Linked DNA regions of Homo sapiens: region 1 is linked to region 2. A link is a loop called in an ENCODE intact Hi-C map of the cell type or tissue named here. Cell type or tissue: sigmoid colon. All regions are shown on one strand. Each heading gives the region's core, and the rest is flanking DNA. Links, peaks and the distances in the headings are about the cores only.

Region 1 (12,563 bases), core at 2,294-10,293, 140 kb before region 2:
TGATATTAATACTTCAAAACCAGTTTCTTTTGCGGTATAAATTAGATTCTACACAGAGTTCAGGAAAATCCTGCGGTATAGATAATCTAATTTATTTGACGCTTCATAACATAGAGGTAACTAAATAGTAGGATATTCAATAAATAAATTGTATTTGGCTCAGTGGCAATAAACCCGACATCAGGAAAATCTGCCAACTACAGATCAGTAACTTTAGGGCAAAAACAACAAAAAACAATGCTTTCTGTGACGTTTCTTGATCCTCTTCTATACTGCATCCCCACCGTTTTGATGGGCTTATGGTGGTGTGCTGGCTGCAGACTGCTACTGAGTGGTTTGTTTCATTGTGCTCCAGTCGGAAAAAGAGTACAACAGTCCCTTGCCTTACTCACATACAGAACCAATCCCAAGCAAAACGCGTTCTTAAATGCAACATGAAAATTGTCTGTAATTTGCATATCATTTTTTTCCTTATTGCTTACAACTCAGTTCTTTCAGGGTGCCTCTTTTCATTACTGTGTACTTCTATGTAATTAAAATAGATTTAATGTTCTTTACCAGAAAGGAAAGAATCACTTTTATTTTGGATCGTTCTTTATGGAACGAGTATGTATTTGCTTAGACTGCATGTGTCTAGGTGAACGTATGTGAAGAGTATCTTTCCATGGAGTTTGTTTAATTCAGTGTTCCAATAATAAGCACTAGAGATCAAGGACTGGGATTATTCCAGGTCATCTGAAATGTTCTGGTGATGTGTGCTGCGTTTCATTTAGTCCTTGGGATGTGGTACGGTGACTGCATAATAAAAAATGTTTGCTGGTAACCCACAAGCAAGTTGCTTGCTTCTAGAGTCCAGTAAACAATATGCTTTTCTGTGTAGTGAAGAACGAATGTCAGAGGTTTTCAAGGATGAGCTGATGAACCTGATATACCGAACTCCTGTGACACAAAAGGCTCTCACTGTGGAGAGGTTTTTCCCAGTCCTCCTCTCCACTCCTGAAACCGTCCTCACTTGCTTTCATTCCTTACAAGTAGCGGGTCAGCAGGCAGACAGTTCCTCAGCGGCTGGTGAGATGCAGCCACAGAGGGAAGTACTTTGTTTATTTCTGAGCAGTGCCTGCTCTGCTAGAAAAGAGTAGTGTCCGATTTGGGTGGAGTTTCCAAGGTGAAAGTTTCTGAATTGGTCAATCAGTGACGCCTTTGTAAAGATGGCTCATGTGGTGGTCGCTCGCAATGAATGCCTGATAAGGGCTTTTCTGTTTCTTTTGCACTGTGTAAGTTTGCTCCCATCGCCTGGGGAAGTTAATATCAGACACACACTTTTTACGGTAGAAGAGAGGTTGACTACTCCAAGGGCACTGAAACTCTCACTGAGCCTTATTGTTTCTCTACACGCGACTTGCAGAAAGCAGGAGTGCTCGAGCACTCCTGGGGGGGTCTGTCCTACAACCCTTGAAGGTTGTGGCACTGTTGTCATGGAAGTTCAAATGCTTCAATTCCTGACCATTTGGGGTCGTTTAAATGGAAGGAAAGGATCAACTCTCTATAAAAAGTCAAATTGTTTTAAAGAGGATTGCCTGGCTGACTGTGCTGGTCACAGGAAGAAGGAAGAGGCTGTCTTTTCCATCATCAGCCTTCACCTTCAAGTCACCTCTTCAGTTCTAAGTTTGACCAAGTTGCAGCGGAAGGTGGTTGTGGCCTAGCAGACACGGTCCCTTGTCAGGCTTGGCACAGCTTGTTAGTGGGCCAGGACTAACCAGAATCCAAAAACGAGTCACACAGTGTCTCTAGTCCCCTCCTTCCCTGCTGTCCGTATCAGTCAGCTTTCATAGCAGAAGGAAATCTGGTTTTTAAAATTTTGCTACTAACTGGGAGACTCTTTCGAGCTCCCCTTCTGGACTCTGGGCTCCTTGGGTTTAGTGATGATTATCTTGGTGTCCTAGTAGTTAGCTTGGCAGCTGGCATAGAAATATTTCTCAGTAATGTTTGCTGATGTGAATGAAGTGAGAGGTGGGAGGAGGCCAGCCCCCTTTCCTCTTTCTGTCTGCGTGTAACCTCAGGGTGACGTAACACTTTCATCCACTGGCTTGCTTGCAGAAAGCACTCAATAGGGCCCACTACAGCCTTAGAGAGGGCTAGAGCACTCCTGGGGGGTCTGTCCTCAAATGCTTATTAATAGAATTTTGATACAATAATGTTTTATAATTTTTTTTTGGAGACAGAGTCTCGCTCTGTCGCCAGACTGGAGTTCAGTGGTGCGATCTTGGCTCACTGCAACCTCTACCTCCTAGGTTCAAGCAATTCTCCTGCCTCAGCCTCCCAAGTAGTTGGGATTACAGGTGCCCGCCACCATGCCCGGCTAATTTTTGTGCTTTTGGTAGAGATGGGGGTTTCACCATGTTGGCAAGGCTGGTCTTGAACTCCTGACCTCAAGTGATCTGCCCGCCTCAGCCTCCCAGAGTGCTGAGATTACAGGTGTGAGCCACTGCGTCCAGCGTAATGTTTTATTATTTTGATAAAATTCTCAAAAACTGCTTTTGTGTCAAAAATAACAAAGAAGGAAATTGAGGAAAAGGTACAACAAAGGGGCTTAAGGAATTGCTTTAACAGGTTCAGATTAGCAGGCTTCTAAGTGCCCCCCAGTTTTTCTGACAATAGAATCAGGGAACTTTCAAACATTCAGAGTTGAGAGACCTTAGAGATCCCCTGGGCCAACCTCCTCTATTTTTTACAGGGAGGGGATCCAGAGAGCTAAGGGGTTTGCTTCAACCCATGGGTGAGTGAGCCAGGTTTGGAGGACACAGGCCTACAGGTTCTTAGGCCACTGCATTCTCTGGGTTCATGGTGTGTCCCTATAAAAGGCCAAGGAAACTCGATATAATAGGCTTCGCTCTCTCTGGCACTTCCTAGCTTGGTCCATTTTAATCACAAGCCAGCTGGTCTGAGGGCACGGGGGTATGTGCCAAGGAAGATGGTATGTGGGGGTAGAAATGGGCCACTGGGGTCTGGTCAGGTGTGAGAAGAGGAAGTAGTAGGAGGGAGGAGATGAGAGAAGAAGGGCCTGACGGACTTGTATTGGCACCACTATTTGCATCAATATATGTATATATATATATTTTTTACAGTGCACAAAGGCCTGCAAGTTCTGTTTTGGGCTGAAGGCCCCCTATCTGCTGTTAGGACTCCTTTGAGGAATCCTTGGGTGGGCCGTAGGCTCTTTTATCAAGGGTCAGACAATCCTATTTATACTTTAATTTCTGTGTAGTAAGCTCCCTGTTTCAAACAGTCAAAGCTAAAAATGTGGCAGCTGGCCCTAGAGAAGTAGCTATCCTGCTCAGGATAAGTAAGTCAAGGGCAAAAAATACCCCAGATGTGAGCACCAGAGGCAGGTAGAGCTAAGTCACATTCTGCTCCTCTGAGTGCAGCTGTATTTGTGCACACCAGGAAAGAGCTGGGGGCAAGGTGGGGGCACAGGGTTGCTGAGAGTAACTCACACAGCAGTTTCATTTTTTTCACCAATTTTTAAAACTTGCCCTTTGGTGTGGATCTCCCAGCCAAGTGATTCAGTGTCAGATGAAGCCCCGTAAGGTGTGCCATATAGAAATGACATGTTTGTTCTATGTGAATACTACTTTAGAGACAATCCTGGAGCTTGTTTTCAGGTAAGGGTCCACCACTTCCATATTTGTTGTTAGATGTGTGTTGGGAACCAATCTCCGTGTGTATTTGTTGAATAGAATGAGTGTGCATTTACTCAGGGTTCCCACGCCAAAAGGGACCCAGCTTAAAGACTGTTCACTGCCAAACCTAGTATTTGGGGACAGAAAGACTAGACTAAATTAGTAAAAAGTTAGAATTATAGCCTATTAAAAAACAAACACATTTTTATTGATTTTCCAAACATACAGGAACCAAACTAATAAAGTGTTGCTTACTGGGGCATCTCAGGGAACGTTCCAATGAATAGGCAAGAATGTGTTCCACATTATCCATTGGGTAGAAACTAGTGCTACGATGTGCTTGGAACTGTTCCTTTAGTGTCAAAATATTACCACACATTTTATTTGCTCTGTTAATTTGTTTGATAACCTTTTCTTCTTAGTAAAAATACAGAGTTCAGCCTGGTCGTTGTCTAAATGATCTGGAATTCCCAGAGTGTGGACGAGGGGCTTGATTAGAAAAGGTATTGCCCCGTGTTAAGTGTGGACTCTCAGATGAGCATAACTGCTCACTCAGCCCTATGGATTTCGCTTACAGGAAACGGTAGAATGCTTGCATTTCTGAAACTTTGTAAATTCTCTGTAATTAAAGGTGTTCGTCTGCTGTTTTAGTGGCCGTTGTTCTACAACAACCAGTTGTAGCTTACAGCTATATAGTGATTTATTACAAAACACTTTCTTCTTCTCCTTTTCCTTCTTCCTCTTCCTCCTCCTCTTCTTCTTCCTCCTCCATCATCATCACCGGCATCATTTATTGAATGCTACTGCATGCTGGTCCTTGTGCTGTTTTATATACATTATATACATTATCTCATTTACTCTTCACAGCTCTCTATGGATGCAGTTTTTCTCTCCATTCTACAAATGAGGAAACTGAAGCCCAGAGAGGTTAAGTGATGTATTGGCCTAAGACCTCGCAGGCTGTAAGTGGCAAAGCTAAGGCCAGAATCTCTACTGTGGGACTCTAATTCCAAAGTATTTTCTATGAGGGCATTCCAAAGTGCAGCCATTTTTGCGAAGAAAATTAGGAAACTTGAAGTGACGGGTGGCTGGTGGATTGTTACATAAGCCGAGATGAGAGGCAGGAATAGAGCTGGCAGAAGTGCTTGCAGAGGTTCTGAATTTCCTCTGCTTCCTGGTCTCTTCTGAAGATGGGTCTTCCTAGCCATTACACAAGTAGCGGGGACAACCAGATGGTCACACAAAGCCACCACCCACTGTGGAATGAATGTCTAAGTTTTCCATATTTACCCCAGTCTCTAATGTCCTCTGGTGAAATTTTGTCTTTGATGGGTTTCATTTTGGGCCCTTGTTGTTTTTCTCAGATGCCTTTCTTTTCCTTGTGTTTTTCTTGCTTCCTCCGGTGCTTAATGGCTTCTTCATGAAGCGGTTGGAAATCTGAGAGATTGTGTCATCCTGCCCGGCCTCGGGCTAGACACCTTCTTTGCCTGCTTTTTACTTCCTGGTCAGTTGCTTCTCCTTATACAACTTTTTTTTTTTTCCTTTTAAAGCTTTTCACACAATCCATAAACACAAATTTTTGTTTTTCTTAAACCATCTCTCATGTACATCTTTAATATTATGTGATTTCCAGGAATCTATTTCAGATATTCCCTCATTTTCCCCTATAACAAAAGGAATCATCTTTTTTTGACTCCTGTCTCGATGGCTTGACCCAACTCGCCTGTTCTAATTTCCTGGAATGAAGAGAGCATTTCGGCCATCTGACTTTATACATTTCTGATTTTGAACGACTCTAGTGAAGAGAGTCTTCAGAGCAAATGTAGGGAAAGAAACAGAGAAAGAGAGAGATGTGTTGTGGAGATAATATGAGGGGATTCAGAGAGCATTATCCAAATTTGTCATGAAGCAAATGAGGAAACTGAGTCTTGTGGCGTTTAAAGAGCTTGCCTGAGATCACATTCCTAACTGATCAAGCCAGAGTCAGAATCAGTGTTCCATCCTAGGTCCATGTTCCTCTAACACCATAGCAGAGGAAAAATGAGAAAAAACAGGCAAGAATTCAGAAAGCATAGCTTCCTTTTGAAGATTCACATGACATATTAGTGTTCATCATTGTGACTTCCAAGTGAAAGACAGAGTTCATGTTATGAGATTTAAGAAGTGAAGAAAGAATGCAATGTATTTTGGAAAGATATCTAACAAAAATGGTTGGCATAAGAATAATGTTAAGTTTTAAAAGGCTAAGCTTCAGTTACGTGGATGAATGATTTATGAAAAGTACTCCCCCATGAAGACACAAAAGAGGTAGCCAATGCATCTGCAAGTTCTTGAGGCCTGATGGCCTCCCTGGGGGTATTTTCCCTTTGTATGTGGGAGTCAGATATACGGAAAACGACTTCATTTCCTGAATGACCCAAAAAGGACGCATTGCCCTGCTGAGTGCCAGTTGGTGAGTGTGCTCAATGGTGTTAGTGTTGCCACAGTGTAGTTCCAGTCACCACGTCTTTCGATTTTGACTTACATTTTCTTCTGTCTTATGTTGTTCTTTGGTTCTTACCTGTAAAGCTGACTTCCCTTCAGGAGATTGTAAGGTGCTCAGAAAAGGGCTTTACCTCACTGCCATGCTGTGAATTCTCCTAGGGGAAGAGTACAGACAATGGAGTAGACAGACCCATGAATCCTGGTTCCTGAACTTGAACTTGTTCAAGCTACTTAATCATGAACCTGTTAACTCATCTGAAGTGGTAATAAAAATGTGTCTCTTAGGGTTGTTGGGATATGTACATTGCCCAATGTAGTGCTTTATACTGTTAAAAAGTTAGTTCTCCTCCTCCTTTATACATCCTCCATAACACATGGATCTGGAAGAGGCTAGAGATTTTCTGGTTCTGTGCCCACATTATACAGTTGAGAATACAGAGGCCAGGGGATGGTTTGTTTTTGTTTTTGTTTTTGAGACAGAGTCTCGCTCTGTCACCCAGGCTGGAGTGCAATGCCGAGATCTCAGCTCACTGCAACCTCTGCCTCCCAGGTTCAAGCAATTCTGCTGCCTCAGCCTCCTGAGTAGCTGGGATTACAGCTGTGCACCACTCACCTGGCCAATTTTTGTATTTTTGGTAGAGACAGGGTTTCACCATGGTGGCCAGGGTGGACTCAAACTCCCGACTTCAATTGATCCTCCTGCCTCGGCCTCTGAAAGTGCTGGGATTACAGGCGTGAGCCACTGTCCCCGGCCCCCGGCCAGGGATGTTAATGGCCTTGCTCAAGCTCGTGTGGCTAGTTGGTGGTGCCATCTGAACTAAAATCTAGGCCTCCCGAGTCAGCTGACTCCCTGCACAGTGCTCTTGTCACTGTCCCATTGAGTTGTTCACAGGGCTGGGGTCACTCAGTCAGTGCTCAAAAAAGCTCTTATTTTAACTTTAATTGAATACAAGCCTCAACAATAGGAGAGATGAGCCAAGTGCAATTATATGATAATAGCAAATGCCTTTTGCATCTTACAGCAGAATTTTGAAGGAATAGCTAATGTGGTTCTGAATAAGTTTCCAGAGATGAAAGAAAAGGAAAAAACCTAAGTCTGGAAGTACTGTACAGTGAGTCTAACTAGCATTATTACTCAGCGCTCAAGTATTTGAACCTATTCAGGGATCTGCTCCTTCATACAGTTGCTTATTATTTGTGACTGGGGTGAGACTTGAAAGAGAGCATCAATTCTCCAGTCTGCTTTTGTTTAACAGGCAGTTCCATGTCTGTCTGACCACAGAACAGACACTGTTTGCTGTGGGCTGGTGAATGTTCACTTTCAAGAGCAGGGAGTAGATGGCCCTTCGTGGAAGTTTAATTATACAGAAGAGTTTGAAAAGGCCAAGTTTGTTACTTTGGGGCATGGGGAAACCTTCCTCTCTAGCAGATGTGAGGGGACCGAAGTGTCTCTTTTCAGCAGTTGTATTCTTCTTGCTGTGGACCTAAATTCGATCCTAAGTCATTCTTTGTATGTACATGGCAGATGAGAAGATGAACTATAGACTGGAAAATAACCCTTTTTTGAGGAATTGTGGAGAAAATGTTACCCACCTGTCCCTCCTACCACCATGCAATAAGTGTGGGCTACTTAATACTCTTGAAGCAAGAGTTTAGGTTTGGAGAGAAACTGCTCCTCTGATCTTCTCCTGGAAACCACAAGTGGAAGTTTGTGATTTTCTTCTCAGCTGCCCTGTCCCCTCTCCCTTGGGTTATGACAGGCCGTGTAACTTTATCTTTCTTAGGACTTATCTCTTTGATGAGGTCAGTAATCCTGCTTCACTTACGTCCCCTATACGTAAGATTGCCATAACCAAAGATGACATGCAGACTCTAAAGCATTTCCTGGAAAAAATGAGCTACAGATAGAAGTAAGGCTCGTAATTTAAAAAATCGAACCCCAGAGAACAGCCTGTCTCTGAAGTTAACCATTCCCCCAGTACTTTCTCTTGTTTCCCTGGTGAAAGTGTGAATCTGGGTTGTGGCAGGGGAAGTTCTGGCACTGCTAAGAGGTGAGGAAGGAAGAGGGAGGGCCCAGAGCTGCCCACCTCACTTGCAGGTGTGGCCTGGAAGAGTGCCGGGGTCTCTAATGAAGAATCAAGTTCAAGGGATGAAGAGGAGTTGGCGAAGGGGCACAAAAATACAGCTAGATAGAAGGAATGTGTTATAGTATTCATTAGTATAATAGGGAAATTAGAGTTAACAATTTATTGTGTATTTCAAAATAACTAGAAGAATTGTACTGTTCCTAACACAAAAGAAAAATGTTTGAGGCAATAGATATGCCAGCTACCCTGATCTGATCATTACACATCTGCACAGATATCAAAATGTCACATGTACCCCCAAAATATGTACAACTATTATATATCAACAAAAAAAATCAAAGAGACAATTTAGAATAAGTATGGTCTCAAGCCTAGTGACTAATATGTGGACAAGTAGATCTGCACTAGGGTATACAGGAGGAAGTATTATGGAGACTTCATAAAAAGGGAGATGGGGCGGGGCGTGGTGGCTCACGCCTGTAATCCCAGCACTTTGGGAGGCCGAGGCGGGTGAATCACCTGAGGTCAGGAGTTCAAGACCAGCCTGGCCAACATGGTGAAACCCTGTCTCTACTACAAAAATTAGCCGGGTGTGGTGGTAGGTGCCTGTAATCCCAGCTACTCGGGAGGCTGAGGCAGGAGAATCTCTTGAACCTGGAAGGTGGAGGTTGCAGTCAGCTGAGGTTGTGCCACTACACTCCAGCCTGGGCGACAGAGTGAGACTCTGTCTCAAAAAAAAAAAAAAAAAAGGGAGATGGGGGACATGGTGGGAATTTGCTAAGCTCTTTTGTTAACTGCTTTAAAGAACTCAGACTAGGGAAGGAAACTTCTCTCAAGTTTATTGCTGGTTGTTATTTCCAGACCATTTGTCTTTCCCAAACTGCCCTTGGCCATCAAATCAGACTCCTGCTAGAGTAAGCCTCATGGTAGTGTCTCTTGGCTCACCTCTGTGGTTTTGCTAATTATTTTCATGTATTGACCTGGGATCACAGACCAGGCACCCAAAGGGACAGAGGTGAGTTCTTTTTCTTTGGGCCTCTTTGGATACTCATAACCCAAGTCCCTGTGACAGGTTTTGGAAAAATGGCACATCTGAAGGATTGGATCCGTGGTGCATTTTGTAATTGCTGTATCCTCTTTTCTTTAAGGTCTTGCTGTGTCACCCATGCTGAACTACAGTGGCGTGATCATAGCTCACCGTAACCTCAAAGTCCTGGGCTCAAGTGATCCTCCTGCCTCAGCCTCTGGAGTAGCTAGGACTACAGGTGCACCACCTTGCCTGGCTACTTTTTTAAAAAACTTTTTGTGGAGACGAGGTCTTGCTTTGTTGCCCAGGTTGCTCTCAGAACTCCTGGGCTCAAGTGATCCTCCCACCTCGGCCTCCCAAACTGCTAGGATTATAGGCATGAACCACTGTGCCCAGCCATTTTGTCCTCATTTTGACTTGAGATCTGGGAGATTTTAAAGATCCGTGTCATGAGTTCACTTGACTGGTGCTTTGCACTTTTGAGACCCGTCACTCTCCTGACTAATAGGTCTTGACGGCCACTAATGGCCAGCAATGGCTGGGAACAGCAGGACACTCTCACTTTGTACCTTTTGATCTGGTCTTTATTCAAAGTGGGGTGAACCCAGTAGGAGAGTTGTTGTTTTGGGGATAAAGTCTGGGTGACAGATTCTTCAGGCTGGGTAAGTCTCCTGTTCTCCCCGACTTTGAGACCTGAATGACCTGATTTGGCTGACTACACCTCCAGTCCCCTGGACAACAGCCAGCTCCTTTGATTTTGTGCCATTTAGTCCTTCCCTTCATCTGCTGACGCTGATACTTTCGGGTGAGGTGGAAGGAGAGAGCATACCTGTTGGTGAGGTAAGAGTGTTTTCCTTCAGAGAACCAAAGAAACAAAGGCTCCCTTTCTGAATTTTGTGTTCTGCCTCTTTGCATTTCTGAGGCTCCTTGTGTCTGGCAGGGCTGTGAGTGAGGAGATGAGGGTGTGCTCCTCTGCAGGCAGAAGTCAGCTGTAGGTCAGATGTGGCTTTGGAACACAATGGAATCCAGGGGGAATGTTGGCGAGCACAGCAAGGCTGGGGTGATGATCCTCTAATCTTTTGCAGCGTGCTGTAAGAGTATCTTTAACTTTCGCCGAGACAGGCAGGGCAATGAGCAAAAGGACCTCGGTGTTAGGTAACATCTCAAGTAGGGCACCTGGTAGTACACCTGTCTTGCATGTTCCCACCCTTCCCAACACTTTATCTTTTTGAAGCCATCTACCCTTAGAAAATGAACAAGGAGCCACTGACATAGACAGCAAGTATATTTACTTATCTTTTGGGTGCAAGGCAGTTTGCCCTGCTGGGAGAGATGTGGGATAAGGCCCCAGAGTGGAAAAAAACAAAAAACCTTAAAAATGCAAGAAGGAAGAAAGGTAGGTGAGCCAGCAGGTCCCACTGAAAGGCCTTGTTATTGCAGCAAAGAGGGAAGAGGTGGGCCCAGTGGCACAAATCACTAACATTCTTCTGACAGTCACTAGCCAGTTCTTCTGAGAATTTCTCTGTCTTGAAAAACTTGGTAAAATGGCCAAATGGAGCTTCTCCGAACTAGGGGGAATGCCTGTGTGTGCGTTCGTTGTTAGCCATCATGTTGAACAGTCTGATTTAAGGGAAAGTTGGTCTGTGTACATTTTCATTTCAGCTGTGGTCTTTGAAGGTTCACCATGGAGGAGGTGTGGGTGGATGAGAATAGAGTCTTCTGCCTCTTGGTTGGCTTATATGTAGGTTATAGGTGAATGTGAGTTCACAACCCCCAGCCTATTTCTTATTTGGGTGCACTTTTGGATGACTTGCAGGGCTGAGTTTGGGAAAACCCAGTTACTCTTCCTTTATGCACATATTTCTGCCAGACTAAATGCCAAATAGATAATTGGAAAGAATTTTCTTCGCAGCCCTGGTCCCCAAATTGGTGTCTGTGATTCTTCCTAGGGTCTCATATTATGAGAGTGCACTCCCTTTAATCTTTTGGGACCTCAAGTGGGGTCTGTGTGGACAAGATTGTGCTTCTTTGAGAAACTTCTTGCTGCACACCAGCCAGGGTAAGGCAAGAGTTAGTCCTGTTGGCTGGGTGGTTCTTGGGCAGTTGAGCATGCTTAGCACTTGAGAGGTTTCTGTTATACCATTTGCCAAAAGGGACATCTCTCCGCTGGTCCTAGTGCCCCAGGGCACAAATGGCAGGCTTTAGGAGAAAATGCACAATTTCAGGTTCAGTCTCTATCTGCATTTGTGTGCATGAATGGACTAATAATTGCAGTGCGTTGAACGATTTCTGCATATTCCAACACCTAGAAAGTAGCTTCCTGGATTAGGGAACGGTTCCTAGGTACAGCTACCAAAGGCTCAAGCTTAAGCACCAACACTGGAGGTTAGAATTAGCACGCTCTAGGGAGGACAGCGAGAGGGCAGCTGACACAATGCCTTTATGGGCTATTTTTAGCTTTAGTCAGGCCTATCTGGAGTGGCTTGTGCTTTCTTGGGCACCGTCCTGCATTTATTCCAGGGTTTGTGCTTGTGACTCTGTTTGCATATATGCCACATGTATCGCATGCTCATGGGATGATAAATTGCAGAAATTATGGCATAATCTGTTTTCTAGCATATAGAGGAAAAGATTACACAAAATCCAGCCTTGTTGTGGCGAAGAAACCTAACATATAGATGTAAAATATATCTCCTTGGAGGCCTGGCTTTGTGATGGGCTATGAACGGATTGTTAAACAGCAATGTGAGGGGCTGTTAGCAAGCTGTTTCTAAGAGCATCTCCCTGGTCTGGTCTGAAAAGGTGATGTGTACATATTGTACATTTGAGATAGTTTGCCTGTGGTGTTTATATGTTGGTAGGTTGTGTGTGTGTGTGTATGTGTGTGTGTGTGTGTCTTGTCTGTCTTCAGTGGTGAACTGAAAAAATAAAGTGTTGTTTACGTGCTTCTATGTTAGTGTCTACATTCCAAACTGGGCAATAGTTTTCTTTAAGCTGGCTTAAGTGAAGAGGTGTTTGGTCAGCCACAGGGTATGAATCAACCAAACTTCAAAAAGCTTCAGTGTGTTTTTGATAACACTCTTAAGTATTTAATAGCTGCTTTAAGGATTTGTGCCTTAGTGTACTTGGATGAATAGGTAAATCACCTCCCCATCAGCAAACTAGCGTTTGGGTTCCCACGTTGGCAAAGCAGGGTTCCTGTTATGTGTCTGGTCATATTTGAACTTCTTTTCACATTCAGGTGACATAGTTGAACATCAGTCCGTGCCAGTTTCTGCTACTATT
Region 2 (12,563 bases), core at 2,612-10,611:
TAGGCCAGCATACTTTCCTTTACCAAAAATGGCCAAAGGGATCATAGTGATTTTTTTACATGGAGTCTATGACATTGCTGCTTTGGGTCAAAGCCAAAAATATTGTGTAGAATATTAGCAGTTTTCTAAAGCCCTAAGCCCAAGTTGTATCACCCAGTATCAAATCCAATCAAAAATATATTAAAAAGAATACAAGGAAGAAAAGGAAAGAGGAGAAACCTCCCTATAGAAGACCCAGTAAGCAATCTGTTTTCATTCTTGAACAGATTTCTTTCACACCAGTGCCCTGGTATTACTGGAAAAAAGTACATTAATTACGGGAGTAAAGCACAATAAGAAAACATTTACAAGGAGTCCAGCCCTCATCCATCATGCCTTTCCCTCCAACAAAGCAAGAATCTCTTTAACAAATACCCATTAAAAGATTAAGCCTAAGAATAAATTGTTTCTTAGTCCCCAGGCAGTTCATTTGACATCATTTCCATAGGATTAGGGACTCCAGCAATATGTGTTTAGCACAGGGCTATAGTCACACTGCATAGTATTGGTCTAAACCATTCCAAAATATTTTTTTAGATCTCGAACTAATAAGACTTTTATGTGGCTGGTAATTATACTAATATTTCACCCACAAATTGGGCCTTTTTCCCCCTCCACAGTGTGTAACCAAACGCAGCAATTCTGCCTTTAAAAAAAACGAACCACCACCTGTTAAAAAGTGGTCTAGGAAGTATAGCAATGTCATGGAGCTCTTGAGGATGTGTATAATTGAATAGAAAGGAAACCTAGCATCTGGCGCACTCAGTTCTTAGTCCCTTTTCCTCTGAGCCATCATTTCTCTTCTGATAACTGTATTTGGTTCTTATAATTACTGATACTATGATGTGTGGAGTTTAAAGTACCCAACAGTTGTATAAGGCTTGTTACAAACACCTTCAATGTCCCCACTCCCCTCCCTTCACTCTTGATTTCTTTTTGATTTCCTGCTCACCAGGGCAACCACATTCAAATCTTTTAACTGATTCTTTTGTCATTCACCTCCTCCAATTCTTAAATCACGTGCTTGTATTGGTTTTTTTTTTTTTTTTTCATTTCTAAATATTATCTAGCATTATTTCACTGTAGGAAATGACAGTTTGTCCTTTCTTCCCCCTACCCCAACCCCTCCCATAGATGCATCCTCGTAATCATAATTTTGGACAGAACAATTTAGTGTTTACATATTAAGATTATATAAGTGCCATTTGAAGCTGAGTCACCTACTCTTTTATGGTTCTTCTTTTCCAGTCACTTTTCTTTTTCCCTGGAGTTGATAATGATGCTTTTATAGTATATTTATTGTTTTTGTTGTTGTTGTTGCTGTTTTGAGACAGAGGCTCACATTGTCGCCCGGACTGGAGTGCAGTTGTGTGATCTCTGCTCACTGCAACCTCTGCCTCTCAGGTTCAAGCGATTGTCCTGCCTCAGCCTCCCGAGTAGCTGGGATTACAGGCGCCAGCCACCATGCCCAGCTAATTTCTTGTATTTTTAGTAGAGACGGGTTTTCACCATGTTGGCCAGGCTAGTCTCAAACTCCTGACCTCACGATTCGCCCGCCTCAGCCTCCCAAAGTGCTGGGATTACAGGGGTGAGCCACGATCGTATTTCTTGTTTTAATGTCCTTCTTACTTGGTTTTTTATCTCCTTCACTAATTCATCCGCCCTGCCTCACTCTCCTCTCAGTAGTTCAGATGCCATAGGTGTGATGAGCCTTGAAGCAAGAGCTTCTACCTGCTTCGGTCTGGGCTTCAGCTTGGTGCCCAGCTATGACCTTTGTTCACTTTTTCTCTCCTTCGGGTGTGAGTCCCTTTCCTGAATTCTGGCCTTAATGGAGGACAATTTCCAATAGCTTCCTGAGAAAGGGTAGGGGGGAGGCAACTTTATTGAGACCTTGCGTGTCTGAAGAATGTCTTTCTTCTTTCCTCATACTTGATAGATTATTTCCTCATACTTGATAGATTATTTGTCTTACTGTATGATTTTAGACATGGGGTAATTTTCCCCCAGAATTTTGAAGGTAGCACTCCATTGCATTTTTTTTCAGTGCCATTGTTGAGAAGACCATGCCATTCCGATCTTTAATCTTTTGCATAAACCTTTGTTTGTTGACTTATTGTTCCCTGGAAGCATTTTTTTATTCCCCAGATTCTGCAGTTTTACAGTAATGTGCCTTAGTCTGGGTCTGTGCTAATCCTGATGCTCTTTCAATCTGGATATTCATTTCCTTTCATTCTGGGAACTGTCCTCCTGTTTTCTTCATTCTTTCTCCAGAACTCCCATTATTAGGATGTAGGTCCAATAATTATCTTTATTTTTCACCTCTTAATATTTTAAGTTCCTCTTGGAGAGATTCCTCAACCTTTTTTGTCAGCACTTCTTTTTTTTTTGTTTCTGATATCATACTTTTAATATTCAAGTACTTTTTTTGTTCGACTTGTTCTTCATTATAGCATCTTGTTTTTGTTTCATAGTTGCAATATCTTATTTCTCTCTGGATGATATTTTTCTTTCCCTGAGTTGTCTGTTTTCCCCACGTTGCCTTTGTCTGGTTTTGGTCTTTGTTTTGCTGTCTGCCTTCTATACTCAAACGTCTGGTGATCCCTGCATGTCTGCCCATTTCTGAGAGTTGATGGACCCCTCAAGCACTGAAGGCAAGTTCTCCGTGCCTGGGTGAACGTGCTCTCTAGGGTGGCCTGCCCACACATTTCCTTGGGATGCCATTGGGTAAATATCTCCAGGTCTTTTGTCTTTGGCTGCTTAGATTCCCAAGAGATGGTTGACTCTTCTAGTAGCCATCCTGGAGGGTAGATTCTAGCTGCCAACCTCCTAGGAGCACAGTGGGAGAAGAAGGGGTAGGGGGCACAGTGAGCACAGTGGTCAACATATGCATGTTCTTTTAATCTTTCATATAATTTCCGTTAATTCCACCTAGTCATTTTGGTACCAGAGGATAAACTTTTTTTTTTTTTTTTTTTTGAGACAGAGTATCTGTTGCCCATGCTGGAGGGCAGTAACATAATCTTGGCTCACTGCAACCTTCACCTCCTGGATTCAAGCGATTCTCCTGCCTCAGCCTCCCTAGTAGCTGGGATCACAGGCGCGCGCCACCACACCCGGCTAATTTTTGTATTTTTAGTAGAGACGGGCTTTCACCATGTTGGCCAGCATGTGGGTCTGGAACCCCTGACCTCAAGTGATCTGCCCACCTTGGCCTCCCAAAGTGCTGGGATTGCAGCTGTGAGCCATTGCGCCCGGCCAGAGCTTAAGCTTCTAATCTGCCATGGTAGGGGAGGAGCCGTGACTCGACTGTCCAGATTTTCACATGTAACTAGTGACACCAGTCCCCAATCCTTTCACGGATTCTGCCATGTGAATTTGGTTATATCACATCTTTCCTTACTATGAGTTTAGAATTCCGCTTTCTTGGGTTTGCTAAGTAAATTACCACCGGTTCTTCTGCTTTCAAGTTTCTGGTTTGTTTTTCTTTCTTTTTCTCCCCTCCCTCCACCCCCTTATCTCTTCTGGTGTCTTTGTCCTTGTAGATTTGTGCCTTCTTAAAAATCTCTTCACTGTTACTTTAGAGGATTTGGGGGAACGAGAACAGAGCTAAAATTAACTTCCTCCTCTGATGAATGTTGACAGTCTTCCTGCCATAGGGATGTTGTCCAAAATACGTGTTCATGTGTATGTCAAACTAGAGCTTCTCAGGAGGAAAGCTCTTTGTCCATTGAAATTGTTGTCACTATTGATAGTCTTTTTACCCTTAGACCAGTACAACTTGAGTCACACGTGTGGCCCATAAAGATTCCTGTAAGGTCGTGCATAAGGGACAAGTAGTTGTAGCTTTGTATTCGTGTCCAGTTGATGAAAACAAATTGCTATATCTCCTTTGTTACAAGAAATCTATGGAAGAATCTGGATAGAACCCAGATAGTTATATTTTTGTTTTTACACTGACCCCTTTAATTCAATAAAGACATCAATATGTGAATACATAATAACTGACACATACTACTATATAAGTGTTCATTGATATTGTTATATGCTGTTTTTTTTTAATAATACTTGTAAATTTTCCAAGAGTTTTATCTAATGTTTCTCAAACCCAGCTGCACAACAGATTCACCTGGTGGTCGTTTAAAAAAAAAGATTTCATTTCCCACCTTGGGCCTACTAATCTTCAGGGTGGGTGCAGTAGCAAAACAGAGCTTCCATTTTCTGGAGAAGAAGTGAGACATTTTGAGAACCCCGTTGGGAGGGTCGTACACATCACTGATGGTCATTTAGAAAGACAGCAAGATGAAGCAAGGAGCCAGCTCTGAGAGCTGCGGCTAAAAGCAAAGCCTGTATCCACAGCAAATAGATAAATCAATATACACGTGTAGTATAAATGTATAGAACACCTGGAAACCAAGGCACTATGCTGGGCCCTCCTTCTGTACAGAACACTTAGGCAGTATGTTGCCCCCTTTCTTTATGATGTTTTGCCCCTTTGTTTCAGTCAGATTTTACCTGGATAGGAGGATGAGCAGAAGAGGCTGGTGTGGATGTGCATTTTGTTCCTGCTCTCCCAGTGACAGACATTGAAGTGTTGGCCGGAGCTAGCTAAGAATTTACTTTAGACAAAATCCTGAATAGGACCCACACAACTCTGAGACGGATTACATTTAAAAATTAATCCTCGGCCAGGCGAGGTGGCTCACGCCTGTAATCTCAGCACTTTGGGAGGCCGAGGTGGGTGGATCATGAGGTCAGGAGTTCGAGACCAGTCTGGCCAACATGGTGAAACCCTGTCTCTACTAAAAATACAAAAATTAGCCAGGCGTGGTGGCGCACGCCTGTAATCCCAGGTACTCGGGAGGCTGAGGTGGGAGAATTGCTTGAACCCGGAAGGTGGAGGTTGTAGTGAGCTGAGATTGTGCCACTGCACTTCAGCCTGGGCAACAGAACAAGATTCCATCTCAAAAAAAAAAAAAATTAATCCTCTTTCAGTGTCAGGTCCCATTTGCTAATGGGGTTCAATTTTCATTCATCTACTGTAAAACCAAACAATTCTTATTTGCAGCTGAGCTAAGGGGCAGAAAAAGGAGGAAATAAAAAGCATTAAGTTTTATTTCCATGTATGCAACCCAGAAGGTTCTAAATGGTTACTTTATTTGAGCAACTTACTTTATTAATAGCAACTTCTTGTTTAACTAGAGCAGTGTTGGAAAAATAATTTAACAGAAATTTTAGTTAGGGGGCTACGGGAGGGGTGGGAGATGAAAAACTGAAGAATGACGAAATTCACATCCACTAATGTTTACATTTTTAAAGCTTTAATGTCTGTTTTTAAGGAATAGTTCTTTAATTTAAAAAAAAAAAAACCTTAACATATTCTCTGTATACTCTAGTGTTGGAACAATGGTGACTGATATCGGAGCTTTCAGTTGGTACAGTAATAATAGCTAAAGCTCACCCAGCACTAACTGTGGCAGATATTGTCCTAAGCACTTTACATCTGCTAGCTCATTTTATCCTCCCAAGAGCCCTTTGAGAAGTTTCTGTTATTACCTCCAATTTAAGATGAGGAAACTGAGGCACCAACGGCAAGCTTGCTCATGAGTGGTGGAGCTCCCCTGTTCATTTAACCATGTTGCTGTATTGCCTGGTGCTGCTTACCACAGGTGCCTGGCCCATAGGACTTTATGTCCTGGACTGGGCAAGGTTATAGAAGATGTTTTAGTTATTAGACAAAGAAAGCCATGCTGTTCCTTCCACACACCATCTCATTCAAAACCAATGGTCACTCTGTTTGGGGGCCACTAGGAGAGATGAGGTTCAGAGAACTCCAGTAAATTAAGGTCACAAGGTCACACAGATGAACAGTGGCTACCACTATCAGCTAGGATTCAACCCAGGTCGGACTCTACAGCTGGTGGGATGCCTCCCTTCTCTTAGTATATGTGCTCTGTTTTGCCGCTCAGGAGGCAGGAAAGAAAGATCAAGGATGAGTAGGTGCCTGTACTCCTAGTTACCTTGCGTAGCGCTATGTGACTCTTACTTGTATTTCCCAGGCATAAACCTGGCTGCATGGCAAAGAAAGCCAGGAAGGCAGCGTTCTCCTTTTTTGTGTAGAAGAAAATACTCTTGCCTCAGCAGCAGAGAACTGTGTCCACCTACTGTTTATTTTCCTCCCCCTTTTTCTTTTTTTCTTCATCAAAAAGATATGAATGCTGAGATCATCCCAGAGAAATCTAGAATAAATACCATGAGAAAATAGTCCCTCTGGAAGGCGTCTTGTACTCCTGCTGTTTGTAAATGTGAAAAGCTCAGCAACCGGGCAGCTGGATGGGTATAAATATAGCCCACAGCACTGACGCCCGCTGAATCCTGCTTTCTTAGAGGCACAATGGGAACCCACGGAAGTCAGAGAAGGAGCAGTAAAGCCCAGTCGATCAATCAGCCTCTCTCTTTCTCTCTCTCCATCCTGGACCTTAGTGTGGGCGTGAGGATAGAAGCAGCTTTAAGAGTGCACTTAAAATAGCTCTTGGAACTGGACATTGGCTAAGCTCAAAGACAAGGAAGATGCTTCCTATGAAACCGACCTCTGCCTGACCCTTACCTGGGGCTATTTTGACCATTCTGGTCCGTGATCTTAGGGCTGTGTTCTTTCTCAGTTCAGCTGCTTGGGCACAAGCAGGTTTTCTAGTGCACGCTCCAGGCGTTTGGCGCCTCTCTGCTGCCTCCGTACTCAGAGATCTTATTCTAACTAGACTCAGCTGTCTGAAGCCTGGTGATTAAAAATAGCCTCCTGGTGCTAGCTGTGGAATCAAGGGAGAGATACTCAGTGAGCAGAGAGGTCAGCTTGACGCAAGACACCTGACTGTCATACCTGTGGGTTTCCTTGCACCTGAGTTTTTTATCTCTTGAGGTATTTTCCTTTTATACTCTATCAGTGCCCATTTTTTATGGCTATGCAAGATAAACCAGTCATTTCAGATTTGTGGGGATTAGTAGAAGTCTGCATTTTGGCAGGAGAAAACCATTATTTTACTTGGTGGTTCCCAGAAATAAAGTCTCTAGTTATCATTCCATGCAGACATCAATGAGATTTGCCATTGAGGCATACATTTATTTGTTTTCTCTTTCTCATTTGGTGGTAAATACTTCAAAGTAAAGAACCATGTCCTCTACTTCCGTTGTAACTGCCCACAAAACTTAATAATTCATCTTACATGTCTTGTTTTGTGACCGTTGAACTGACCGTAACAGCCTTTCTCTGATGTCCATGGCATGCCATTAGTAAGAGTCACAAATACTGTGATACTCGCCTAATCCATTTTTAAAGTCTGTTCAGGGATAGTCTAAGAGTACAAGGCATATGTGCATATTTGCTTTTAGTTGTTTCATTCAATGTAAGCTGGATCTGTGCCTTACTTTTAACTTCTAAGATTGCTTCCTTCAAATTGGACCTCAGCATATAATATTTATAAAAATAAAGCAGGAACTGTTATTTGGTTAAAGCAGAATATACTTAAAATATTAAACTTGGGATAACTTAGAGAAAGCCCTGAAGTTGAAGAGCTTGGGGCTCTGTCAGTCCGCTGGTGGCCGGAGTGCCCCAGCACCGGGCCTTCCTCACAAAACATTCTGCCTCTGATTCCCTATCCTTGGAACTGGTGCCCAGTTAGCAAAGAGCACCAGCTGTTCTGGCCTTGGGGACGATGCATGGAGGAGGGGCACCCTCCAAGGAAACCAGGCCAATAGAGCCAAAGTGAACAATTTCAGTCATCATTGGGAACCATGATAGATTATGTAGCACTTTAATGATTGATTTCCTAAAAACCATTCATGCAGTCTTTGGAAGTTCAGCTTGTCACTTACTGGCGTGCCCTCCAGGGCTTCTGTCCACATCGATTTCACCACTACATCTCCACCCATGGAAGGCATGGGCCAAACCCATTCATATTCCAGAGAACAAGGTGCAGTTTCCATGGTATACAGAAAGGTAATATTGTACAGTGGGCAATAACATTCCAGTTCCGGCTCTGCTACTTCCTACTTCTGAGCAACTTGGAAGGTTGCCTAACCTCTCCAAAGACCTAGATAAAATGGGGTTAAGAATAGTGTCCACTTCATAGGGTGGTTCGAAGAAATAAGTGAAAATATAAATGTAAAACACTTAGTACAGTGTCTGTCACACAGCAAGGACTCAGTAAATGTTAGCCAAGAGGGGAGGAAGGAGGCTGCCACCCTTATCTGTTAGCTCAGCTTCAAAAAGCCTAGCAAAATAACATCATGAATTTGATCTGAGTGGTCACAGCAAATCCATTCCCTCACTGATGAAGCTCAAATTACCTTGGCCACATTCTTTAGATTTTTCCCTTTGCCTCTGAATGAAGCATTCACTTGACGTAGATAAAATACAGACACCTCAGCCTCCAGTTCAGCCACTGTCCAGTCAAGCAGGAAAGTACATTGTGAGTGAGTCTTAAGTGAAAAGGACTAGTTATGATGCATTTGAGACAAGAAAGTAGATCGAGCTTTAGGCTTTTCCTTTTCTTGCCGGAAAGGAAAAAAACAACATTGCATTAATCATCATCTGGTCCTCGGCCAAGATTCGTATTTACCTGTTATGTGCCATATTCATACTCACCCTGTAATGTGGCAGCCTCGTGCCATTTATCATTCCAACAGCCCATAACAGATGAGGAGACACAGATGACTTGTCCAGGGTCATCAAGCTTGTCAATGGCAGAGTGAATGTTGGAGCTCAGACCTTCTGACTCTCAACCCAATGAGATACAAATAAAATAGTGGAAACCACCAGCCAGCCCTCCCAAGTGTTTAGGGGCATTAAAGACACTGGCCATCCTAAAGGCGCCTCTTACTCTTATACATCATCTACCACTGAAACCAGAGCTTCCGCTGTGCACTGTCCATGCGTGGGGCCGATCAAGGACACCAAGGCTGTGCAATGACAGGTTTCTTCTCTATAAACTTTCCTTGTCTCTTTCTTTTAAGACATTGAATAGCACTAAGGGATAATTTCTTCCTTTTCTTTTTTTTTTTTTTGTGTGTGTGTGTGTTTTGATTTTTGACACAGGTTCTCTCTCTGTCACCCAGGCTGGAGTGCAGTGGCATGAACATGGCTCACTGCAGCCTCCACCTCCTGGGCTCAAGCAATCCTCCTACCTGAGCTTCCCATGTATGTGGGACCACAAGCATGCCGCACCATGCTCAGCTAATTTTTAAAATTTTTGTAGACACAAGGTCTCACTATGAGCTACCATGCCTGGCCTAGGGTAATTTCTTAAAGTAGAGCTTTATCTCCTTGTCGAGAGGCATTTAGATGTCCTTTCTTCAATGAAAGATTCTTTTTCTCCTCTAAAGAACCCAGAAATAATTTGTTGGTCCTTTACTATGATGTCCCTAACAGATCTAATCATGCCTCTCCATTTTGAGACCATTCATTCTTTCAAACACCATTATTTTTATTCAGACAGTGTACCTAGCAATAGTCCCGGCACTGGGAACACAGAAATGAAAAGTTACTCTCTTTAAGAAATTCACAGTTCCAAAACCTCGGCTGTACCCACAGAGTCAGGGTCATAGGGAAGTTTCAGTACCAGATAGTGGGAGGAGGGCCAGGGCTGCCAGTCGTTGGTGAATGTGGTAAGGTGGCAGGCTGTTGGCAGTTGAGAGCTGGCATCCAGCATTAACCTTAGAAACAAAGAGCTCAAGGAGCAGAAATCCAGCCACAGAGACTGGGATTCGGTCATAGGACTTCTGTTATTGAGAAGGACTGGAAGACAGAGCTGGGTAGGAACCAAGATAGGCATCCCATTACAGCAAAGGCTTGTTTTTAGGTGGCAGACAAGGGCACAGAAAAGCCAGCAGGAGTGACTCAATACTGGTTCCCTGAACCACTGGTCCCAAGCTTCCTCTTGATAAAGGGTAGGCCTGGTCCCGGAGTCTGGGTGGAGCTGAACTTCAAAGTAAAGGAGGGTTAAGTAAGCCTAACTGGAAAGGTTCTGGGCCGTAGGGGCAGACAGCCAAGCATCTCACTGCAGCTAAAACCCAAGTAAAATAAATAGGACTTATGGTATGCACAAATCTCTCATACCAGAGAAAGTGGACATTCCAAGTTTGTGTGATTTGAAGGAAAAGATTTTAGTTCCGTGGTTCTTGTAGGTTGTTACTAGATTGCTAGAATGCTTATAATATAAGATAGTTTTGTGTGATGGGTTTATTTGGGAATGTGATGATAGAAACAAAAGGAAATTCCTTTGTTTTTTATTACCATACAAGGATAAGATTTTGAGATTATCTTTCCAAGGAAAACTTATCAACTATCTATTATGTATCAGGCACAATCCTTTGTACTGGGATTCCAAAGACAAATAAGATAGTTCTTGACCTCAAGGAACTTGTAATTCGTTGGGGAAGACAGATAAGTAACCAACAAATTAGAACGTAGGGTGATTGGAGTGTGTTTCATGTCACTGCGCCACAGAAGAGAAGCAGTTGACTTAGGAGAGGAGAAAGTTTAATTTGGGCCATGAAGGAAATTAAAAGTAAAGACCTCCAAATTGGTGGGCAGCCATTGAAGGATTTTAGGAAAGTGATGTGCTGAGGGATGGATTATAAGATCGGGGGCAGAAAGACCAGTTACAAGGGAAAATCATGCTGGTCATGCCCCAGTACTTACATTTTTCTCATACCACCTCTTAGAGCCCCTGAAAGTGTAGACTCCACTATGGAGAAGCAACACAAATGTGAAATACTAGCTTGCGAGCCACGTGGGTAGCTCTTTCCTCTTCAGGAAAGGGGAATGCTAGTGTCTAGAAGTGGGAGAGATTGAAATGATTCTGTAATGAGGAAATAAGTTACGTTAGGGCACATATATAAAGAAACAGCAGAAAAAATGTAAAATCTCAATCACTCTGTAGCCATGACATTTATAAAAATGAAAATTTTACAAGAGTATTTCTAAATGCTTTGAAGTTGGCCCCCAAAAAGCCTGCCTACCTTCACTTTGAGTTACAAATAAAATCCCTAGTGTTGCATAGCTGTGTGAGTGGTATTTACATTCTCACACATTTCAGATCTCTTGAGTCCATTTTGCTAGTATTTGTTTTCCTTGGAGATAGGAGTTAATTCAGTCACACTTTCTTCCCCTGACAATAACTGCATTTTTTTCTCTAAGGTAGCTTTCCCTCCAACCGTTGCTTGTTGTTCTTACCCAAGACCCAGTATCTGCCAAAACAAATGTATGTGAGTGATAAACGCTGAGAGGAATGTCTGTTGGACCACAGGAAATTTCCTGTTCAGGAAGAGATCTTGGGAACTTCCTGTGGAGGAGTGCATTGTGGGACTTTTGGCTGCAGTCCCTTGACCACAGCTGCAATTAACTAAAGGCAGAGGGGGAGGGGAGAGGAAGAAGAGGAGACAGCTACCCACAGACATTCTTATCCATGTAGCCCGAGGAGAGAATGGGCTCATACAGGTTCACAACTTTGCAAGTGAACTAGATGTCTAGTGCAGAACAAGATCACTGTGCCCAACCTCCTTTACTGCCATCCATCTTTCACAGCCTTCCCGGTGCTTTCCTAGGGCTCCTAAAAACAGTCACTGTCACATTATCCATGTGCATTCCCCAGTCCCTCATAAGCACACATGAAGTGTCCATGCCCTCTGTAGCCCCACCAACTGTTTGGAATCTCTTGATTAGCTTCTAGAATCCAGGCATTGGAGTTGGTGGTCTTTCTCCATCCCAACTTAAGTATGAAAGAGAGGAGAGGAGAACCCGTGGCTCTTTGACATACCTTCATGTGACCCTAAAAGCATTAGGGAAACGTTATGGAACTGTTACGAAAAAAGAGGTTAATAAATCCAATTGATAAGCACAATCAAAACCAACAGGAGAACCATGCATTCTTGTGCTGCAATGCCATTACGAAATGAAGTCCTCGTTAATACCTCATACTCCCCTTCTTGGTCCCCAAACTGGGCACGTCTACTTTGCATTCAAGTGCCTGATGTGTGTGCGTGTGTGTGTTTTATTTTTTATTTTTTATTTTTTTGAGACAACCTATTGCCTAGGTTGGAGTACAGTGGCATGATCACTGCTCACTGCAGCCTCGATGGCCTGGGCTCAAGTGATCCTCCTGCCTTAGCCTCTGGGTCCCTGGGACAGACAGGCATACCACCATGCCCTGCTAATTTTTAACAATTACTTGTAGAGACAAAGTGTTGCTATGTTGCCCAGGCTCTTGATGTTTCTTTACAGCCTTCACTCAGTGCTTTTATGGAGTCCATCTCTGAAGAGCAGGGCTTATATTTGAGTTTCAAAAATCTAAAGTCTCAGCTGGTGGCAATTTACATCTGATAATATATATGACCTTGGAAGTCTCTGGCAGACATAGGAAAGGGGAGTGGACATCTAAGGACTGAAAAATATCCCAGGCCATTTTCTGGGTCATGGAAAAGTAACCTGACCTTCTTATCCCACCTCCTATTCATCATCCATCTCACCTCCC

What was found. Peaks named below come from ENCODE experiments on the same cell type or tissue, not always from the same donor. Only the 100,000 strongest peaks of a DNase experiment are listed, where the experiment ranks them.
Region 1: it touches region 2 in a loop (2.4-fold over the local background); 21 of 110 quality-filtered maps call a loop at or near these places.

Annotation. Positions count from the first base shown.
Region 1 is chr12:11,651,617-11,664,179 of GRCh38, forward strand. All of the region lies in intron 1 of ETV6 (ETS variant transcription factor 6), which reads left to right. Among named protein-coding and RNA genes, the nearest start is that of ETV6, 8.2 kb to the left of the region's middle. RefSeq lists enhancers at 1,098-1,207, 1,538-1,587, 3,019-3,178. In sigmoid colon, for the core only: no CTCF peak of the experiment used is centred there; no DNase peak of the experiment used is centred there; H3K27ac peaks cover 757 bases.
Region 2 is chr12:11,787,685-11,800,247 of GRCh38, forward strand. All of the region lies in intron 2 of ETV6 (ETS variant transcription factor 6), which reads left to right. Among named protein-coding and RNA genes, the nearest start is that of ETV6, 140 kb to the left of the region's middle. RefSeq lists enhancers at 7,208-7,896, 7,897-8,585. In sigmoid colon, for the core only: no CTCF peak of the experiment used is centred there; DNase peaks (open chromatin) are centred at 6,402 and 6,757; H3K4me3 peaks cover 793 bases; H3K27ac peaks cover 2,747 bases.